2 separate regions of the Mus musculus genome follow, and region 1 is linked to region 2. The links are chromatin loops, found by intact Hi-C in ENCODE. Cell type or tissue: left cerebral cortex. All regions are shown on one strand. Links, peaks and the distances in the headings refer to the core of each region. The heading gives the core; the rest is flanking DNA. Region 1 overlaps Phactr3 (phosphatase and actin regulator 3). Region 2 overlaps Phactr3 (phosphatase and actin regulator 3).

Region 1 (11,387 bases), core at 2,326-10,325, 61 kb before region 2:
CCCACTCCTCCAACACTGACTACTTGCGAACATGGTACCAAGTTCCTATGTGCTCCAGAAAACCCTGACTTCTCCCTATAACTTCTCCCATGTAACAGAGGACCCCAACGGCCAAGCCACAGAGGAGCCTCACTCAGAGCACAGCACAGCACAGCATGGCTCTCCCATCATACACACCCTCTCTAGCATCACTCAAGGGAAGATCTCATCTGCGTCAGGATTAGGGCACTGCCCCAGGGCACAGCCATTTGGCATATGTGCATTTGTTTGACTTCAGGGGGGATGTGGCAAGAGATCATCATGGCTCTTTTAGATCCCTCACTCCTCCTCCACCCAGGAACAATTTAGGTCTACCAGCCATGAGACTGAAGAAGGCAGAACTAAGATACAGCAGTCTTGACAGCGGAGCGACTGGCCAAGCCCTTGGTGGGGAGTGCTCAGGCCACTGGGTCTCCATCTGGTACCTGTATCATCCAGATGAGCATCGGAGGACAGAAGCTCATCCTGGGACACCTGATCTGTTCCACTGGCCGAGGGGCTTCCGGGCTGGGCGCCCTCCGAGGTCAGCGTCTCCTGCTCGCCAGCGGGCGGCTCACTCTGCACAGGTTGGGAGCCTTCCTTGGGACTGCATGCCTTATTTTCAGAATCTGCAAAGAAATTCAGCCATCAGCCAGACTCTGCCTCCTTCCATGCTCTTCTTTCATGCAAGAGGCCCTTCCTACAAAGGGTGTCATGGATGGCTTAATGTGGTTTCCTATGCTCTGCTGGAGTCCCTCTCTCTAAGCTGTGTTTCCAGAGGAGCCTGGTACCCTACATGTCATGGGTCCATTCCTCCCATGTATCCCTGGACTCTCACACCTGTGGGAGATAGGTGATTCCCCCACCAACTCTCACTCCTTTACCACAGACCTGTATGGTAGCCCTGCCCAGCTCTGCATCCTCCTTGGGGCTTATCCGATCCATAAGACTCATGGACTTGGTGAAGAAGTACCTTCAAAATTCTCTCTGCCCCCACTTGTTCCCTTCTAACAACAGGCCTCAACAGCTGGACCTGGACCATCTGACACGTGGTAACAGATGTTCAGTGCAGGTACCCCGAGGTGCTAGGGTTGTTACATAGCGACATTGCATTGGGGACCCCAGTGCAGTAGGTGGGTGGCTGCAGCCATTCATCTCTGTGTCACCAGTGACTGTCAGTCACCTATGTGTCTAGAATCTATGAAGACAGATGCTGCCCTTTGACCCAGACGGCGAATACTCTAAAGACTTCGGAGATGGCTTATGGGAGAGCAAATGAAACCCAATAAGGATCAAAGGATGGAGCGAAGCCGTGTGAGAATTTGCATAGCAGCCTTGCCAGGATGAGGGACTTGCAGCCTTTCATGAGGCTTCAGGAAAGCCCAGACCCTTCTCCTGAGGCTCAGCTGCTGAGGCATCTGAGGGTCGGTGCCTGACTTGTTGCTCTTAGGAGAGCCCAACCTTTTGAGGGCCAGAATTGAAACAGGGACCCTAACACAATTGGACCTATAGGAGTAAACATTTCCTAGGAAACCAGGCTGGGAGGGAAAGGCCAAAGCCATGGTAGCAGACAGGTTCACTTCCCAGGGAGGAGAGAACCTTGTTTTGGTGGTTTATCTCACAGGTAAGTCACCTCATGCGTGGTTCCTGCCTCCATTTCATCTTTCCTATAAAATTATGGCACAGATACAGGAATAGCAGAGAGGATGAAAAACTTCCTGCCTCCCAGTTTGGGCCAAACTATAAGGCTGAAACGTACCTGACAGCTTGGGCTGACCAGCCAGCCTTTCCTCCCCTGTGCTGGGCTCAAGGGATGGCAGCCACGCCTAGCTCTTTACCAACTGAGCTATCTCCTCACCTAAATATACCAGTCTCCCTTTGCCAATATCTGTCACCTAATTTCTTCTGGAATACAGGGAAGCCGAGGCAGTAGGTTCTTGGGCCCCTCGTGCCTAGTAACAAAATCACTTCTCAGCCACATAGCTAGCTCCAGGGAAGCTGATCAGAATGTCCCTTCTGAGATGCCGAGTCCGCTCTGATGGAGGGCACTCACACGTTCTCCCACATGAAGCTCTTGGTCCCTGACTTACGGAGACAGGATAGAGTGTGCAGTGTGGTCTGCAGAGATTTCTTAGCCCTGGACACACAGGGTGCTGTCCTGGCTGTAGCCTCCCATGTGCTTCTCCACAGGAGTAGAAGATCAATTATTTAAAGGTCAAAACCCCCTTTTGCTAGCCAATCTAGCCACCCACCTACTGCACTGGGGTCCCCAAGACTGTTCACTTGATCCCCATACCGGGACAGAAGCTCACCATGTTTCTAACACACATCCCACTGCTACCTATCAGAACCTTAGTTTTCTTGTCTACAATGTGGGACTAGTGTTACTGCAGGCTTTCTTGCCTTTCTGTAGTAAGAAATATGCTGTACTCTAAGGTAAGTGAGCTGCAGGTGCCAGGTCTCCTTGCTGCCGGTGTGGTTTGTGAAGAGAAAGCCAAACAACTGGCCTCATCCTTATGTCAACAGTAGCCTCAAGACAGCACTGTTCTCTCTCCCTGAGGGTTCTTGTAGGCCCAGGACCAAGCCCAGGCTTCCTGCCTGATCTACCGCTTTCTGTCATCTCTCAGAAGATCTGAAATTGACTTCTTGCTCACGATCTCCCATCAAGGTACTTCCACCTCCATAGGGGAATTGCTGAAAGGCTAGTCTCACCAGAGGTCTCAATATCTATGCCTGGGGTGAGCTCCTCTTTGGGCCACAACCCCTGCCCTGAAGTTCTGGCAAGTCTAGTTGCCTCTTCTAGAGGCAGACCCAGCAACATAAATTCCAGAGTGACAATACCCTGCTGGTCCACACAGTACATACACTGCTGGTCTACACGGTGACCACACACTGCTGGTCCACACAGTATCACACACTGCTGGGCCAGACAGTATCACACACTGCTGGTCTACACAGTACCACACACTGCTGGTCTACACAGTGACTATGCACTGCCATCACACAGTGACCAAGCACTGCTGAACACATGGCCTGCTCTTTCCGGTGGCTTTACAGAACCCCAGGACCAAAGGGAAGCGGGCTCTGGACCACATTCGGCTTCTGGCTCTCACTGTCAAGCTATCCTTGGGCCAGAGACAAACCCAGAACAGCCAAGGACATAGAATCAGATGTCACCAAGCTCAAGACTGTGTTTTTAGTTCCCTGTGACTGGCTTGCTGGTTATTGACACACCTCTGTGACAGTCGCTGTTGCCAGGTTCCCTCAGGCAGTGTGAAAATGTCACTACCCTTGAGAGATCACATGACATGATGCTGATCACCATGAAGGGGGCATCATGAGGCTCTCTGGAATCTGAACACTGATTAAGTCCGACTAGTTTCTATGTGGTAACAAGGCAGGATGCAGTGTGTGTGCTCCTGTGTATGTATGTGTGCATAAACGTGTATATATGTACAGACATCCCACAGAGTGCCCATGTGCTGTCACTGCAGCTACTCAGTGAGACAGTTGTACAGACAGACAGGAGGGCCAGATCTGTAGTCACTATCCAATCAGGACTGGAGATTTGAAAGAGACACTCTTGTCCCTCCATTTGGCTGACAATGCTCCCTAAGGAATAAGAATTCCCCCAAGAATCACATACTGGGAGGAGGAGATGGCTGAAGTCTGTGCCAGCTGCAGGGGCAGCAGCTTGTTAGACCACCTTGCTGGAGAGAGAATAATGGCCGTTGCAGCCACACCCTGATGGCTTTGCTGTACACCTCCTGCCTTTTGTTTAAACCTAAATCTCACTTTAGGACTTGAGGACCCACTGGGCATTTCTGTTCTCCCCACTGAATAAACCTGGTTTTCTCTATTAACCTGTCTCTTTAATTAGCCTAACTGAGAACAGGTTGATGAACCTGACTTGTCAGAGATTCTGTTACCACCACCAGGGTGGGTGCTGCACCTGAGACAGGTGAACGTGAGGTGGATCCTGTCACTCCGAGCCCCTCACTGCCCTGTGGGGTGGGGACAGGGATAGCTGTTCACTGCTGAAGTGGACTCAAGCCTGAGAAAGGGCCCATGTCTGCTGTGATTTACAGCCATACCTCATCATCATCACTATAACAAAGCTGCCCCTGAAAGGCCCAGGGACCCCCAGTCCCATCTACCACTGCAGGACTGCATTGCCTGTATCAGTGCCTGCAGCTCGGCAGTCCAGTGGTCCTGTTCTGGGCTATGCACAGAGCTCCTGCCCAGAATCACACTCAGTAAGAAGCTACAGTTCCCAAAATAGTCCTGGTGGCAGGGCCTGTTGCTAAGAAACGCTGGGTGGAGCCAGGGCAGTGTGGAGGTGGGGCTCCTGCCCCTTCCTCTGTCACTGGGTCAGCTGCCTCCTCTGGCCAACCTTTGTCTCCATCATTGCTCATCTCCTCTCAGAGCTGCAGGGGGAAACACAGAGATGTGCATGCTTTATACATGAACTTCTATGAAAGGGACCTGACACAGACATGCACAGAAACACGCATATGCATGTTCACAGTGGGAGCACATGTGTGCATGCCAGGTAGTATGCATGCAAACACACAGAAACCAGGCAGACTTTTCCAGGGTTCCACTCCCCTGAAAGCCTCGTGATACCCATGTCGATGAGCACAGCACTAATGTAAGACGCATCTTATAAAACACCCAGTGCCATCAGGATAGGACAGTCCTTAGGTCATCGAAGAAAACATCAAGTCGATGGGTTGCAGAGTAAGGGAAGGAAGCCGTTCAAGGAATGAGTATTGTCAGCACTAGAAACGGGCAAGACCCTGTTCCTAATCAAGGAGGTGGGTTGGAGACAGTCCCAGACATCGGGGAGGCAGAGTGGGAAAAGGTCACCTCTCCTCATAGCAGCTGTCTGACAGTGCCACAAACAAGGTCCCAGCATACTACCAGCCCATGTAAGGGGTTACTATGCAGCCCAGCACACTAGCAGCATGGTGGAGATGTAAGGGACAAGGACCAGGGGACTCGTGATGTGCATTTGTTAACCTTGGTGCAGAGCTGACACTCCTGGCCACCTGCAGGATCTTTCCTACCAGCCATGTTCTGAGGCAAGCTCCAGGGAGCATGTGAGCACGTGTTCACTTGCAGTCACTTGCAGGCGTGAGCGTGAGGTGCACGACTTTCCGAGAAGACAGCAGGCAGATTTCATTGCTGGGCAGCGAGCTCTTGTGTCTACTAAGGCTTCTGGGCATGTCTGGGGACGTCCTGTCCATGGTCAGGTCTTCCCTCCCTCTCAGTACCTCCTGAACTGCCTGGCTATGAAGTTTGGCCTCAGTGAGACAGGCTCCATGAGGGCAGTCGACCACAAGGGGGCACCCACGGCTGCATATTGCTCCTACTCGCCTGGGAGAAGGCAGAGCTGAGCCAGAAGAATCCATAACCCACAGCCAGAAAAGCTGTCCCCACACACCTATTCCCACACCCACAGCCACCACGGGGAAAAGAGGAGGCGCTGTGATCTCCCAGTAGTCTGTCTCACACTGACCCCTGCAGGGCTCCTGAGCTCCTAATCTGGAAAGGTGCAGCAGTTTCCTGCTGCCATGAGAATCCTGGGGGACTTGCCATGCCAAGTCCAATCCAGGCAAAAAGGCCTCCTGTGCTCCTGGCCCCAAGGAACTTGGCTCCTTTGGAAGGGTCAGCACTTCACCCAGTGCTCTGCACCCAGCCTTTACATGTATTTCATGTTGTGTATTTAAAACAAAGCAAAAGACTCCGCCCCATGGGAGTCCTGGGGAAAAGGTGCCCTGCCTCCAAAGCTAAACCTGTGGTTCTTGTCCTTGCTGCCTGAGACACTTGGCTTTGCTCTCAGACAAGGACCAGTTCCCTGAACATCCCCAGGCCCTCTCCCTGGGACAGCCTGGCCATGTCCCTGTCAGCCCACCCCTGGCGCATGCATATGTGCAAGAGGGAAGAAGGGACATTTGCATCCAAGCCCCTTGTCTCCCTTGCTGCCCTTCAGCCCTTTGTCTTCTGGTCCCTTCCCTGAACCCCTGCATCCTGGGGCCTGGTACTCACTTCTCCTGGAGCTGCTAGTGACTCTGTCTCCAACATCCAGGACCAGGCACTTCCCTACCTTCTTCTCTGTAAAAAGCTAGAGTTGGCTGGGAAGGCTTATCAATGTGTGGCCCCTAGAGTGCTTAATTTAAGCACTCCTGATAGCAAAGGACTCCTGAAAGGGCCCAGGGAGGCACAGAGCACTAGCCTGCACACAGGAGTCTTCTCCTAGATTCCATGTTCAGTGTGGAACAAAATTAGCTTTCATGTACTTCTGTGCAACCAAATGCAAAACCAACCTGGGCTCCTAACTCATAAGCAACATCTCTCAGATCTCCTGTCCCTCAACCCCCATGACATGGCCTCCAAGTGCCCCATGTGTGTCCTTCTATACCTTCCTTGATTCAGTTGCTATGACTTGTATTTGTAGGGCCCCTGATGCCTGTGTCCCTCTGTGTTAGGGGATGGGACCATGTCTCAGTAGCTAGTATGGCTGTCAGCTAATACAGACCTTGGTATGTAGTGGGCAGTCCATAATCACTGGCAGCATCGGTTAACATCTGAATGTTCATCTATCTAGAATGAAGACTGCTTTGGGCCACTCTGGTTCCTGGCCCATTCCCTCTGCAAGATTGAAAGGGTGGTGTGTGGGAGGCGGGCTGGGCCCAAGCCAGCCTTCCACCTGTTTCCATGTCCCTGAACTAAGAATGGATCTCATATCTTTAAATGGTTGGGAAGGAAACCAAAAGAAAGATAATTGTTCGTGATTCATGAAAAAGATTGAAAATTCAAATCTTCACACTCATAAATGAAGCTTCTTGGCACACAGTCGTGCCTGCTCAGTGTGTGTTTTCCTGTGGCTGTTTCTGCCTCAGTTGAGCAGGGGTGGGTGACCACAGCAGACTGTTTGCCCCGCTGTGACCAACCGGCCCTCACAACACTGGCAGAAATTTAAGTCCTAAAGTCATAGGTTAATGGCATTTAGAAACTTAACCCAATAGTCAGGTGACTGGGAAGTGGTTGGTTCTGTGAGGTCCTGAGACTAGAACCTAGAGTTAGAGAGACCCTGAGACTGAGGCGGATAGCTCTCATGCACAGTTTTAGGCACTTAACATCAGCTCACAAATGTATGCTGCTTTGGCACTCTGACAGCAAGAAGGCTGTCTTAGCAGCTAATCCCCATAACCAAATCTAACCCAACAAGAAACTCGTTATGGGGACAGGTGATCTGAGTTACCATTCTTCATGCTAAGAAAGGCAGCACTGTGTGCTGGCTGCTCTGGAGGCTTGACATGGCTTGCTTCCACCTTTGACAGTCAGCAAACAGAGAAACCTGGCTAGAAGCAGGGCTGAGCTATAAAAGTCAGGGCCCTCACCTCAGTGAACCACATTCTAGCATATTACCTACTGTCTAAGCCCCTCCCGCCTTAACTCTGTGTTCAGACGCCTGACTCTGCAGAGTCATCTCATTTCTGATCCATAGCAAAGATCACTGTCAGAAGTGAGCATTCTGGAACCACACCCTTGAATCTCCAAACTGGGAGCTAAACAGACCTCTTTTCTTTATAAAGCTATCCTGCCTCTGGTATTTCATTATAGTAATGAAAGACAATTATAACCCCAAACCCTAAAATATTTACTATCTTTCTCCTGACAAGCTTAGCTGGCTTCCTCCTAACTGTATCTATAAGCTGGTAGGCCTGTGGTGTGGCTTTGAAGACACTCCACCTCAGTCCCACTGGCCTGGCTGTAGCTGAACACTCTCAAAGGGCTCTGGTCCGAGTTTACCCATCTGACACAAATGGAGTTTAGTGAGGCTCATGGCATTCCTCCTAGAAGTTTTCCTTTCCCACTATTCAAACTAGAACGTTATTGTTGGCCAAAATCAAACGTCCATCTTTACTTCCCCCGTATTCATTGAATATAACATTTTAAAAGTATACAATTCTTATAATTTTGGTTGTGAACCTAGCCTTTAACAGCTGAGCCATCTCTTCAGCCCTATACAGTTCTTTTTATTTCCCTGACCCAAGAACTAAATGAATAACCTGGGGCTATAAAGATAGAACAGTCAATAAAGAACCTGCCCTGTGAGCATAAAGACCCAAGCACAGATCCCCACAAAGAGATGGGCACGGTGGTGAGCCATGTCACCTGAGCACCAGGAAGGCAGAGATGAGGAGATCTATGGAGCTTACTGCCCAACAGCCCAGCTGAATCCATGAGAGACTTTGTCTCATAAAAGGTTGAGAGTGAGCAAGACACTGAAAGCCAACCTCTGACATGTGAGCATGTGCATACATGTGTATGTGCATCCTTATGCAGGACACATACAATGCACAAACACAACTCTGGATACTTTGAGGACCCATTCCAAATTAAAACCACTTCGTATTTCTGCTCAGCATTGACAGTTCACCAACTCCAGGAGAGTCAGAGTGGAGCTTTCAACATCTTCAGGCCACAGGCCTTGGGCCATGAGGCCATGGCTTTCTTTTATGTGGAACACAGCACTGAAGGCATTAACCAATCACTATGGCTGATTGCCCCCTGAACATAGTATCATTACAATAATATATTCCAAAACTCAGGAAGGGAGGCAACCTAAGGAGCTAGGCCACAATGGTGCTGTGGGCTTCAGCCAGATCTTGTTTATTTCATGGATTCCCATCCTAACTCCTGGTTCTTGGACCAAATCACAGACACCAGTGAAAGGAGAGACGGGAGTTGGATGCATGCACACAAGCGGAGTATATCTCCTCACTAAGGAGGCGGGAGCTTGCTCAGCCCAGAGAGATTTTAGAAGAAAAAGGGATTGTGAGTTGTTCACATCAGTCGAGACTTATAGATGCAGAGACCCACAAAGTATAAAGCAAGGGTCAGGATCTGATGGGACCTCAACATGGTGAGAGAAAGCTAGACTTAAGTGTGGAGGTCCCCAATGCCTGTGCTGTGGACATTGACCAACCTGAGCACAGAGACACAGTCCTGAAAGCACAGCCTGGATGAAACCTGCTTGACCAACACTGGGAGGATCCATGTTTGCACTGGGCATCCGCGTGGGTGCCACAGCTGTGGGTGGATCCCACATTCATGTCTGCAAACTGGGGGTGACATTGACATGCAAAGGTAAGTGATGCAGAATGCCTCGCCCTGCCCGACAGTCAGAAATGTCGGGACCCTCATAGGTGCAGTCACCATTTGTTCAAATTGAGGATCTAATGTGTTAGTGTCAAGAAAACTTGCACTTAAATTAAAAGCCACCGCTGCCACTTAGAGACAGACAAGATGTTCAAGGAGCTCCTTCCACATGTCCCCTGGTGAAAGGTGAAATGAAATGGCCTGGTGAAAGAAATGGCCATGGAGGAGGGGGTACCCTGCTACTTCAGCTCCTGACTGAAGCCGTTGGTCCACCCTTGAAGGCTGACCTGGAGAACAGTGCCCCACATGAATACAGGATGCCCCTCCCTTCCTCTAACAGATTTCCTGAGTTTGGGAGACATCAAACTTGACAGGCTTCACCATGGGCCTCATGTCATGGTCCCCTGGCTCCAGTCCAGTCAATGGGACCCATATCCCAGAGGCCCCTGGGACTCCAGTGAGTGCCCTCTATGCCCTGAGTCCCACTTATGTCTGCCACCCTCCCAGGGACCCCCTTACCTTGCTCCATCATCTCCAGCAGTCCCTGCTTGATGAGTTCCTCCCGGCCTTGCCTGCCAGCCATCTTCTTCTCCAGCGCTGCAGGGCACAGAAACATCTAATTAAGTCACAGCCCAAAGCACTGTAGGCCCACCACACCACTGCCATGTGTGCTTGGGTGAACAGGAAGAGACAGAGAGACAGCAGATGTCTGAGGCTGGGGACCTGTCCACTGCCAGAGCCTGGGGTGCTGCAATTTCAAGTTTATTGCCTAAGCCGTCTGCTAAGCGATATCCCAAACTCCAGCCAAAGGAAAGCCAGTTCAGGGCCCTGTTTGAGAGATCACTTCTGCAATGGACTTTCATGATACCTTCCTTGACTCTGGATCCTAGATCATAGTCACATCTAGCCCTCTGTGACTGATGAGGAAGAGCCCTCACTGCACCCCAGAGCTCAGGGTACACTTCTGTTGCTAGTACAAGGGCTTTCACCAACTGTCCATCAGCACATCTCTCCTGAGGAAACATCTTCCAGCCAACACAGAATACCAGCACTCAGAGGATCCACCCCCAGAGGCACTCTGGCTAACACTCTTCTGACTGCCCCTGGGGTGTTTCCAAAAGGTGTGCTAGGACATAGGACATGCCTGCCCTACCTCAGGTCCAACCAGTGACGCAGAGCCAGAGGGACAGGGAGAGGAACTACAACTTGCAATTCTTTCCTTTCTTATTCTGACATCACCCTCCTTGTGGCCTCCCACCCCAAGGCCAAATCCACCAGCAATGGAGACTCACCTACCTTCTCCTACAGACTCTATCTCCCAGCCAGGGTCTCATACACACACACACACACACACACACACACACACACACACACACACACACACACACCTTTCATTTGCCCACAGATGAACCTTAAATAGTTGCTTAGATCTTGATACTCTCTTTGAGAGTCCAGAGAAGAGCCTGCTGGTTAGTGGGGTCCCAAAGCCACTGGCTATGTGGAACACTCTGACAGGTGGTTAAGAACACGGCTGGTCCACCTGCCAGAGCTTGGAGTGCCCACTAGGGCTGACAATGCAAATGGTATGTTCTAAAGTGTTTACTGAGCATGGATGTCAAGCTGTGTTCTGAGTACCATGCTGGGAGTACCTGGAAGAAAAACCAATCTGTGCCCGTCCTCATAGAGGCTGGGATGACAAGGCCTTCCACACTTTAAAGCTGACCTCACATTGACTGAGCACCTACTGTGTACACTGTGTATTGGCCGAGCTTTGAGCAGGACAGGTCTGGTCTCTACTTGTGACCAGCAGACCTGGGTGGCAGAGAGGACAAATGTGTCGCATAGAAGTGTGGAACAGAACCAGGGAAGGGAGTCTATTGGAGTCACCTGCTTGAAAGACAGACAGGGATACAGGATGCTTCAGGAACAAGACACTTTCAGCTGAGTTCCTTCTGTAGCCTCAACTTCCAAACCAATTTCCAAATATCACTGGTGTGGAGAAGGGGACAATGAGGGTGGATTGGAGACAGGCTGAGGCGGGTGGACAAGCTGAGGGGTAGGGAGGAGGAGGACAGGCTGAGGGGGAGGAGGAGGAGGACAGGCTGATGGGGAGGAGGAGGAGGACAGGCTGAGGGGAGGAGGAGGAGGAGGACAGGCTGAGGAGAGGAGGAGGAGGACAGGCTGAGGGGGAGGAGGAG
Region 2 (11,387 bases), core at 1,324-9,323:
CACACACACACACACACACACACACACACACACACACACACACACAGAGTGAACTTTTGACTCTACCGCTTGTACCATCTCTGAATGGGAATAGAAAGAAAATATAGCTGAATCTCTTAGCTCAGCTCTGCCCTCTGCACACCACAGAGCAGAATACGCCGGTGTGAGCTAGAGGTTAAAATGAAAAAACCCCAGGATGAGGTCATAGGATGAGGTCATAGGATGAGGTCACGAGACATGCACAAGGTCAGGTCCTGAGCAACTGCCTGCCTTCAGATGAAAGGCTAGGAGTCAGGTGAGGGTGCATGGGTGAAGGGGTGGCAGAGGGGAGGGAGGTGGGGGCATTTAATTCCTTCCTTTATTAACCACCCCAAGTACAGCACTGCTTTGATAAAACCCTTGTGCTCCACAGAAAGAGAGACTGAAGGCTCTGGAAGGGGAAGCACCCTCCTTTCCTTAAAATTCGGTGATTCCCATATGACCAAAAATCCCATTACGTTATCAAAGAGCTGAAAGAAATATAGTAAATAAGATATCACTTACATTCAAGAGTCAGTAGGCCAGTGAAGGGGAAGAACTGACTTTCAGTTACTAAAATATATAAATAGGGTGCAATGATTAGAACACAAAAGTTCCAAGAGCAAACAGATCTCCGTGAGTAGATAAGACCTGCCCAGCATCCTATGGGGATTGTATCTTTGAAAGAGGTGACAGGATTGGGAGACTAGTCAGTATCAATAAATGGACTCAAAACAATGGCCGAGAGTCTACACTGAAAGCTGCTTAAGTCAAACATGGTGATGAGCAGCTGTCGCTCCAGCTTTAGAGAGACCAAAGCAGGGTGTCTCGAGTTCAAGACCGGCCTGTATTCAGTAACTAGGGGCTGAGGTCAGAGCTTCCTGGTACAAGCCCCAAGTTTGATCTCCAACACCAGAAAAATAAAAAGAAGTTTGACTGCACTCCTTACATTTCATATTAAAATAAATTCCAGATTGAGCAAAGCTTTAGATATTTGTTTTAAAAAAAAGAAGACAGCCTAACGACACTAAAAGAAGACATTTGAAAATACTCTTAAAGTGTGGAAATCCCTTCGAACTGTGACACAAAACCCAGACATCACAAAAGAAGAAAGGACCAGATAAATTTATCCCCATAAAGGTGACAATGTCTGTCTGACAAGAATCACTATGAACTTAGCATCAAGCCAAACAAATTGCTCTCCTCTCAGACTAAGGTCAGAATCCCTAACACACAAACCTAACACACGAACCTATCGAGATCCAGAGGAGGAACATAACAACAAAGGGAGAAGATGCCAATCAGCCTGTTGACAGCCTGAGGTAGCTTCCGTGGGAGGAGACAGGACCCCCCCACCCCCAGGTCAGAGGAGCTGTGGAGCTCACACGTGACTCCATGCCCTCCCTGTCTCTGACCATGACCATCTAACCTCAGCCAGTTTCCTCACTGAGCAAATGTCCCTGCTTGCTGACATCTAATGCTGAACTGGCCCTGACTTTCCCTTGTCAACTTTCTTGAATCCCCCAGCTCCTGCCCACCCCGTGTCATGGAATGTCACCCTAGCCCCTTGGGGAAATGTGCCTCACTGAACCTGACAGATGGGTGTCTCAGAAGATCCTTAGTGGCATCACAGGACCCAGAAGAAGCTCAGTATTCACTCTGAGCCTGAGCATCAGTTGCCCTGGGGCACAAGGCAGGGTCTGGTGGATCGGTTCAAAGTGGCTCCTTTTCTCAGAGAACCTGGAACCCAAGCCACAGAGCATAAAATGCTTAGTGAGTATATAGGTGGTCAGAAAAGGGAGACAGGGAAAGAAAGATACAAACTACTCTGACCCTTGTCTGTGAGCAGACTCTCCACAGTGCCAAGCAAGGCTTTGCCCACATGAGAGGACCACAGCCGCGGATGAGACATGCTGAGATCTAGGGCTCAGGTCTAAGGCACAGAGCAGGGCTGTGCAGAACTGACACACAGTAGGTGAGGGGAGGGTACACAGACTCCGTGGAACCACTGACAGTGGGGAGTGAGTTCCTGGTGTGGCAAGCACAGAGCAGGGACACTGAGCAGAGAGAGCTGTGCAGGGCAGCTACCTGGGTGGTAACTCTGGTTAACTGGTTGGAACAGATCTCATGGTTACTAGGCTAGAGATCACTCCACCACCAGGCTGCAGGAGCAGGGAAGTGGAACTGGTGTGGTCACCAGAGAGGTCTCTTGTTATTTGAGAGATACTGTTTGTTGGTTTATTTCTTTTTACAAATCCCGGTTTGGAGGAATTTTAAGTGACATGGGAACACAGGCATGAGGCAGATGAGCACCAGGCACAGTGAGGCTCCAGATAGAAAAGATCGCACCGGGCTAGGGAGATAGTTCCATTGTAAGGTGTTGACCTTGAAAGCATGCAAATTTGAGTTCACTTCCTAGAAGGTTCATTAAAAAGAAAATCCAGGTGTGGTGCCGAGCTCACAGTTTCATTTCTGAGGAGGTGGAGACAGAAGGATCCCTGGCCTACACAGCAATTTCTAGGTTGCCCCATCTCAAAAACAAGGTAGGCAACATCTGAGGAATGACACCTGACGTGGTTGACCTCTAGCTTCTGCATGCACATGCACATACCTGCACGTACACCTGCATCCATGTGTACATGTGTGCACACTTGAACACATGCATGCACACAGTTACCCATCAGAGACTCAACAGGAGGGCCTAACAGAGGAGGAAACAGAGATGTCTCTGCAGCTTTCCAGGGGGCAGTCCTCAGCACGGTGACCAGGGGAGAGGAAATAAATGGAAATGGCTGTACTCCAGCAGAACACTGGGAAGCAGGACTTGACCGGGGTGAGGATAAGGCACAAATGGAGGCTTGGTGGCTCTCAGATCTCTGGATGCAGCAGCAGGTGATGTAGTCTCCTGGCATCCTGTCCTCCCTCCAAGGTGGCCCTGTAACCTGCAGGGAGCATGGTGCCCACTTGTGAGCACACACGGGTTATGTGTCATCTGACCCCCCCAGGACTCTGCAAAGAGCATGGCAGCTCACTGGTGCTGTGATGAGTGTACATGACAGAGAAGCTGGCTCTGAAGAGGCGCATTTAAAAATACCAGGAGATGCTGGGGTGTATATATAGCAAGAATGAAGCCAGGCACCTCGGCCCACACAGGATGCAAATATGAGCTTCGGAGAGTTCTGTGTTGTGTCTTAAATAGAGGCCTGAGATCTGAACACTGGCAAAGAATAGAAATTAACGCTGGGAACAAGTGTGACATCACCCAGCCTGAGCTGGGGAACCGAGCTGGCGTCCCACGATGCTCTTTGCCTCTCCGTCCTGACCAGGAGAAAAGATCTCACGGTTTGAAGTTTCATTGTTATGTATCTAGTCTTCAATGATTCAACGCACACCACATTGAAAAGGAAGAAAGACTGGAAGATTGCATAGGGAAGACACATGATACAGTGGCCTGTGTGTGCCAAGGCACAGGTCAGAGTTCTGAGCAAGGAGTAGAGGCTTGGCTTTAAAGTTGGACATAGAGCCTCCCTCAACACCAGGAAAGGAGTAATCAGCCATACACTCTCAGGACACAACGCCTAGGCTGATCTGGCTTTTATCACGCTGCACGGGGCTGTGATGAAGAAACTAACCCTACCTGGTGATGAGGTGGAACACCTTACATGGCCCCAAATGATCCCTTCCAATGTCGCCGGCTGGCTCGGGTGCGAGCTAGAGCACTCTACAAAGGTGTCAAGAATCCTCCTTTGCACTGCCTTTGTAGGTTTTGCTCTGTGAATACACTCAGATGCATAAACTGTATGATTTATATTCTAATGAACTTATTTTAGACACAGAAATGAACTTATCTATGAAAGAAACTTTACATTTTGACTCTACTAGAAATATCGGAATCAATTTCCAAAAATGTTACACACACACACACACACACACACACACAATGGATACAAGTCAATGTAATTACTACATTCTGGCAAGACTCTGTGCCCTGTCCTGGGTCTATGCCTGAAGCTGTTCTCTGATCTTTAGACAAGTGAATACAGCCAGTATTGGGCATCAAAGGTAGTGTCAGCCATAAGTAAAGTGTTCTTCTCTATGTGGATGCTTGGAGGGCTTGAGAAAGGTATAAGGGGAAATGGTCATTTGACCCAGGGGCTTGGTAGGTTCAAACCTCAGGGTGGGTCACAACTACAATGCATGCTCCCCACAAGCAAGACCTGGAATGTGTTGCTAGTAGCAACAAAGTGTTTGATTGGGACGAGTATACATCCTGTACCCCTAAGAGGAATGGACTGACAGTATTTCTTTCCATGTCCATGAAAGGATCTATGTGTAACAGATTGGAAATCCCGAAGTGGGTCCTGTGCCACCAAGGGAGCTCCAGAGTCTTCCTCGACTCCCTGGAGGCTCGAGGCCACACTCAGCAGAGCAGTCACGTCATGCGTCAGCTTGCATGGATTCCAGGATTGTGAATCTGCTACATCCACTTGACACTGCTAAGGAAGATTGTCCAGTCCCCAGTGATGCTGGCCTGTGTCCTAGCTTTCTATTTAACTCTCCACAATTTTCATCAAATCCACTCACTCCTGCTCCATAGTTTGAACTCTATTACAAAGAACCACATCTCCCTCATCATCACCACCTCAAACGTTGGAACGATCTGCATCACCATACCCATGATAACAATGCTCACCACCACCACCAGTAGTACCATCATAATACTGCCACCACCATCACGGTCATCACCATTATAATCGTCACCATCACTATGGCTTCCATTGTCATCCTCACTATCATCCCTGCCAACAGTAAAGCCGGTATCAACACCATCAAAGCTATCATCATTTCACCATCACCATCCTTTCCTTTCCTTCACTGTGATCACTGTCAACATTACCACCATCATCCCCATCATTATCACCATCACCATGACTACCACTGTCAACACAATCACCACCAGCAGCTCTATCAAATGCACTACCACCATTATTCACATTGTATTACTACTACCGCCATCACCAACACAATCACCACTATTACTATCACCACCACTGACAGTCTCACACCAGCTCACATTCAGACAATACTTACTATACACCAAGTGAGTGCTATTCCAGTTCTGGCTGGTTCCAGGACTATGAATGTAACAGGCTCATGTAATCTTCCCAACAGCCCTGGAATAATGTACTATCGTTTACTCTGCTTGTTTAGGTAAGGATAGAGAGCTGCTGATGGATAAATACGGTTGTCAGGGTTACTTGATCAGTAAATGGTTAGGCTGAGGCCACATCTAGGCAACCAGCCCAGCCCATACATACCCTGCCCTCTCTCTTCACCCTTATTCTGCTTCTAGTCAAAAAGGAAGTGTGATTCTGGACACAAAGAACTGGACACCCTGTAGGGTGCCTACCACATGCCATAGCACATAAGAGATAGGTGTGCCTTAGAAGTTGGCACCTTACAAATTCATGTAAGGACAGGGAAAGCAGGGTGCAAGACCACTCCCCACACCTCAGACCTTCCTCCTTTAGCCACCCAATTGTCCTGAGGGCCCTCTGCTCCAGGCAACATGGTGTAGGCAGTGATTGGCAAGGTGGCTGTCTTTATGTCAGGAAGGTTCTCACCAAAAGAAGCAACACACCAGCAGGCACTGCTATGAAGGAAGACATGGGAGTTGAGATGGCTCTTTAGGGTGACTATGGAAGGCTGCTCTTAGGAGCTATCAAAGAACAACAGGCTGGCCAAGCAACAAGTGTCAGATGTTCTTAGAGGGAAAACAGGAGCAACGGCCCTGAGGCAGGAGAGTCTTTCAAACTGAGGAGTGGCCAGTGTGCAACAAGTACAGAGACAATAAATGTCTGTGCCAAACCCACCACACACCCAGCAGAGCTCAACACCCACACATTTACTAAGCCTCAGGACAAGCTGTGAGGGAGGTAGCCCTTGTCATTGGAGCTTTGCAGACTAGGAAAGCATGAAGTCGAGTTGGGGAACCAACACACAGTGGTGCCAGGTTTCAAACCCAGATGGCTCAGCTCCCAGGCACAACTTTAAACCACCAGGCTGTGTGGCCTGTGCTCCCCAGGAATGAGGCTTGAGACTAGATTTCACAGCCTGTGGTTGGTTGAGTCTGGGGTTTGTGCACAGGATGATGGGAAAAGGGGATGAAAGACAAAGTCAAAGAGCAGCTGAGCAGAAACCCAGTCAGAGAGGCTGGAACATGAGGCAGGAACCCTGCAGGAAGCTGCATGGTCTCCTAGGGTCCGTGTATCTTACAGTGACGAGGAGCCTGAGGCCCTGGTGTGGTGAAGGGGGAGATTCAAGGTTCCATACAGCAGGGGCTAGATGTGAAGGGCTAGGGAAGGAGGGAAAGGCTGTTTTTGGCCAGGGGACCGTGTAAGCATGTGGTTGGATGCTAGACTGTGAGGACCAGCCAGGCTCAATGGCCCAGGACCTACCATGGCTGGCGTTTATGACAGATCTGTTCACTCTCGCCTCCTTCCTTCTGACACTTTCTAAACACCCCCAAGATGCCTGGACTGGAAAACTGATCAATACATCCCACTTTTTAGAGTCCCCAGCAGAAAACTGATCAATAGATTCCACTTTTTGGAGGCCTCAGCACAAACAAAGTTCCAGGAACTTGGGGTCTCCATAGGATTGACCCCCAAGGCAAACCCCACAAAGGTCCATGGGGGCGTCTCAGGAAATCAAACCTCTTTTGCTATGCACTTCTCAGCAGCCATGTGGTGAACGATAACTCCTACCTCCAATATAAAATGCCGAGCTATCACCCTATCCTTCCCAGAGTACCCCACACAGAAGAACAATGGCTGCCTGTGGCCCAGAGATGCCACAGTCAAAGCAACTAGGAAAACAGCTGCATCCCCGTGCTGCATCCATCGCTCTGCAGTGAAAGAGGTCAGATCTGCCATTGCACGTCAGGCACTGAGAACCAGCAACCAGAGAGAGATTGATATAAACACTTAGTGGCAAAACTCACATGCAAAGAAACCCCACGCAGGGCTGGAGAGATGGCTCAGCAGTAAAGAGCGCGTGGGTCTTAGTTACAGTTACTATTGCTGCGGCGAGACACCATGGCCAAAGCGAGTTGAGTAGGGAAGGGTTTGTTAGGCTTACATTTCCATATCACCGTTCACCATGGAACAAAGTCAGAACAGGAGCTCCAACAGGACAGGAACCAGAAGGCAGGAGCTGTTGCAGAGGCCATGGAGGGGTGCTGCTCATTGGCTTGCTCTCTGTGGCTAGCTTATCGTGCTTTCTCATAGAACGCAGGACCACCAGCCCAGGGATGGCACTACCTATAATGGGCTGGGCCCTCCCCATTAATCACTAATTAAGAAAATGCCCTTATAGGCTTACCTCCAGCCTGATCTCACAGGAGCATCCCCTAATTGATGTCCCTCTTTCTCAGATGGCTTTAACTTGTGTCAAATTGGCATAAAATTATCCAGCACAACTCATTTGGTTCTCAGAAACCATATGGATGGTTCATAAACCACATGTAACTACAGCCCCAGGGGATCCAACATTCTCTTCTGTGAGAGCACCGCACACACTAGCATGGAGATACACACACATAATGAATGAACGAACGAAAAAAATGGATGTGGAAGTCTCATTCAAGAAGCAGATTGCTTAACTTCAAAAGACCAAACTCCACTGATAATGCTCCCAGAGAATGAAAGCCTGCGGGCCACTAACCATCCCAGTGGGGCCTGTGCTGCTTCCTGAGATACACCCCACTTTCTCGTTCTCAGATTACCATCTTCAAAATCTGATGAGGAGAAACCAGCTTGCCAGTAGATATGGGTGGAATGTGAGATACCCCTTATATGCTCCTATGCTTAAACACTCCCTCCCCATCTGATACTGCCATGTTGGAGCTTCCAGAAGATGCAGACAACCTGGGAGAAAACAAGGCTGCTGGATGTTGGCCCTGAGAGCCTGGCTGGAGAGCCCTGCTCTCTGGTCTGCTGGGATGCAGGGAATGCCAGCCCCACTCTCCTACCACCATGAGCTCTCCTTGATGGTCAGCATCCTCTCACACTGTGAGTCCAAATAAGCCCACCCTCACTTAAGCTGCTTCCAGAGAGCATTCTGTCTCCAAGATGAGAAGGAATGGAATATTTAGCAGAGAGTCAAGACGGCCTCCAAGCTTCCTGGTTCTACACTCCCCAGTGATCAGCTGCTCCAGTCAGCGCCTCCTCAAGGGTCAGGCACAGAGAAGATCATGAAGTGACTCAGGGTATCCATGGACCTAAGCGACATAACAGGCATCAGTATCTCTTCAGTTCCTTCTAACCTTCTCAGACCATAATCTGGCACTCGTTTGCCTGTGACATCCTGACACCTGTTGGTGTTGTATTTACAAAGTTCGGAGAGTCCTCTGGCCTGACACCCTTGGAGGGAGATCATGTCTAGTGTTAACTACATCTAGGTTTTTTTGTATATTGGTTTGGTGTGTGTGTGTACATGCATACACACACATGCTCTCAACATGCATGTGTGTATGTGTTTGCTACATGAGTGTACACATGTGTGTGCGTGTGCATGTGTGTGTATGAACAGGTACTCTGAATGCAGAGTCCAGTCTTTGTATTTCTTCTTAGTGACTCCATCTTGCTGTTTAAGAGGATCCCTTGGTGATCCTGGAATTCACACATGGGCTGGCCAGTTCCGGAGGGTCCTCATTTTTCCCCTCCCCCAGTGCTGGGATTACAGACCTAGGTGATGGTCTAGGTGACAGGCCATGCCTGGCTTTTTATGTGGGTGCAGAGACCACAAACTCAGTCCCTCAAGCATATGCCACAAGCACTTTACCCACTGAGTGTCTCCCCAGCCCCCTATATGTGGCTTTATAGTCACTGTCTCATTTTATGGCTGCCTTTCATCAAAAACAGTGCTATTAGATTTCTGTTTCTGACAAGAGATTTCCTTTCAGAAAGAATTTTTTTTAAGACTTTGATTAAAAGAAAGTGCTCAGCAAATTGGATGCAGGCAGCAGACAAACAAGTGAGTCTGGGAAGGAGTGAGACTCAGCATACATACCACTATGGCCTCCTCCAAGGGTCCTTCAACCCTGACCACTCCCTGACATTAGACCACAGGTCTCACTGTCAATCTGTCCCCTCCACAGGGATGTCTAACGGGCGTCTCAAAGTTGTCATAGTGACAACTGTACTTCCATCTCCTCCGACTGCTCTACCATAGCCTCTCTTCCCCCAGCTCCATTCTTCTATTGCTGAGAACAGAGCTAAGTGCCCCCAAGACAGCCGCATCTCCTCCCTTCTCCATTCATTCCTTCAGCCAGTCTTGTCACCACCGTCTTCTAGACATGCACTCACTGTGGCCATCTCCTCACCTGCCTGGATCTCGGTGTGGCCTCCAGCCTGGTCACCTCTCTTTCTCACTGGTCTGTCCCCACCATGGGGGTCCAAGGACTCTCTTAAATCAGTGGCTGGATGCTACTCTGAATCTCAAACCTCCGGAGGCTCCCATCACATTCAGACGAAAAGTCAACTGATCTCCATGTTTATATTGGAGCATCCACTGCTTACAAGGCTTTTGTCCAAACAGAAATCTGCCACGCTCATTTCCTAACTCCATCGGGTTCTTGCTCAGATGCCACCTCCATGTTGCCACCCCCACCCTGCCCCTGTATTTAATACTCTGTGGTTTGCCTCTCACCACAATGATAAGTCTCCTTCCCCTGGCCTATTTTCCTATTCATTTCCCACAATGCTTCCTGCTAGCATGCAAGACAATAGTTGGCATTCCTGTCTAAGCCCCCACAGCACACACTGGGGACAACAGCAAACTTGCTTGTTCTGCCCACAACCCCTTCCACCACTGGCTTCCATGCATGCTGACAGGTAGCTGGTAACTGAGAGGCCTGCTTCCTGTTCATCTGAGCCCCAGGCAGGATTGGGACCATGAGCCTTGCAAACCTGAGTCCTTGGAGTTCACCGACAGTGCCCTCCTACAGGCTCAGCCTCTCACACACTCTACTGACTAAGGTGCTTGCTATCTGGCCCAGGAGCACATGGGTCAGACTGATAAGGTTCTCCAGTGGATGGTCACACACCCAAGAGTACATGGGCAGCACAAATTGGACCTGATAGGTTTAGAGAAACAGAGGGAGGAGTGGCATGGGTATGAGAGGAACTGGAGGAGGGGTGACTATAACCCAAACACATTGTACAAATCCTCAAAGAACCAATGGAACTATTGTAGATAGGAAGACAATAAAATGAGAGCTTCAGACAACAACAAAATTATATCGATTTCCTATCTTCTTCCCTGGTGACAAGTGTGTCAAGTCTATGGTCAGTATCAGAGGCTCAGATCCTGTCATGGAACCCTGTGGTGTTCCTGCTGAGATCCATGCTACTCACACAATTATCAAAACGACTTATGAAAGTTTTGAATATAAAATCAGGAAAAGAAAAGAATCCTGCAGTGAGTGACCCCATGTTGACCTGCTGACTTCCAGGCTTCAGCCTCTTGCTGTGTCTTCTGAGCCTGTGTAGACTTGGGTGTGAAACACTGAGTGAGTGGGGGTCGCTTCCCAGGCACCAGGCAGGAAGAGAGTGTTTTCTGCTGGGTGTACTATGTGTTCTGCCTCCACAGTGGCCACAAGCCACATACAAATCAATGGCACAAGTTCTCCCCCGGAACTTTTTAAAGCCAGGCAGCAGAATGGAAGACCCTGGAGAAGCAACTGGTACTCGACCCATCTTCCCTCTGAGTGGATCTGAGAACATCCATAGACAAAATCCTTCTGGATCAGATTGCTATCAGGTGGCCAGGAGGGGGCAGGAGGGGGAAGCATAGAGGGTAGAGACTGGGAGTGGGAGTGAGGAGGAACAAGGGGGTATGGAAGCAGAGAGGGCAGAAGATGGAGACAAGTGGAAAGGGAGAGGGAGGGGAGGGAGAGAGGAGGAGAGGGAAAGGGTGGGAGAGGGAGGGGAGGAGAAGAAGAGTGAGAGAAAAGGAGGGGAGGGAGAGGGAGGGGGAGAGGAGAAGGAGAGAGACAGAAAGAGAGAGACACAGTCACACACACACAGACACAGAGAGAGAGACAGACACACACACACAGACAGAGAGAGAGACAGGAACACACACACAGACACACACACACACACACACACACACAGAGATAGGCACACACAGACACACACAGACACACATACACAGAGAGAGAGGAGAGAGGAGAGAGAGAGGGAGAGAGAGAGAGAGAGAGAGAGAGAGAGAGAGAGAGAGAGAGAGAGAGAGAGAGAGAGAGAATGAATATAAACGTGTGTTCATATCCATACCCACACAGATGCTCATAGAGCAGCTCGGCT

Evidence for each region. Peaks named below come from ENCODE experiments on the same cell type or tissue, not always from the same donor. Only the 100,000 strongest peaks of a DNase experiment are listed, where the experiment ranks them.
Region 1: it touches region 2 in a loop (2.5-fold over the local background); 4 of 42 quality-filtered maps call a loop at or near these places.

What each region holds. Positions count from the first base shown.
Region 1 is chr2:178,258,577-178,269,963 of GRCm38, reverse strand. It overlaps Phactr3 (phosphatase and actin regulator 3), which reads right to left. Exons shown (of 13, transcript NM_028806.2): 3 at 9,709-9,786; 4 at 465-647. Among named protein-coding and RNA genes, the nearest start is that of Phactr3, 120 kb to the right of the region's middle. In left cerebral cortex, for the core only: a CTCF peak has its summit at 5,364 (motif pointing right); DNase peaks (open chromatin) are centred at 4,310, 5,386, 6,747 and 8,762; H3K27ac peaks cover 3,987 bases.
Region 2 is chr2:178,196,439-178,207,825 of GRCm38, reverse strand. The region is part of intron 1 of Phactr3 (phosphatase and actin regulator 3); the gene reads right to left. Among named protein-coding and RNA genes, the nearest start is that of Phactr3, 60 kb to the right of the region's middle. In left cerebral cortex, for the core only: no CTCF peak of the experiment used is centred there; DNase peaks (open chromatin) are centred at 3,170 and 5,940; H3K27ac peaks cover 4,366 bases.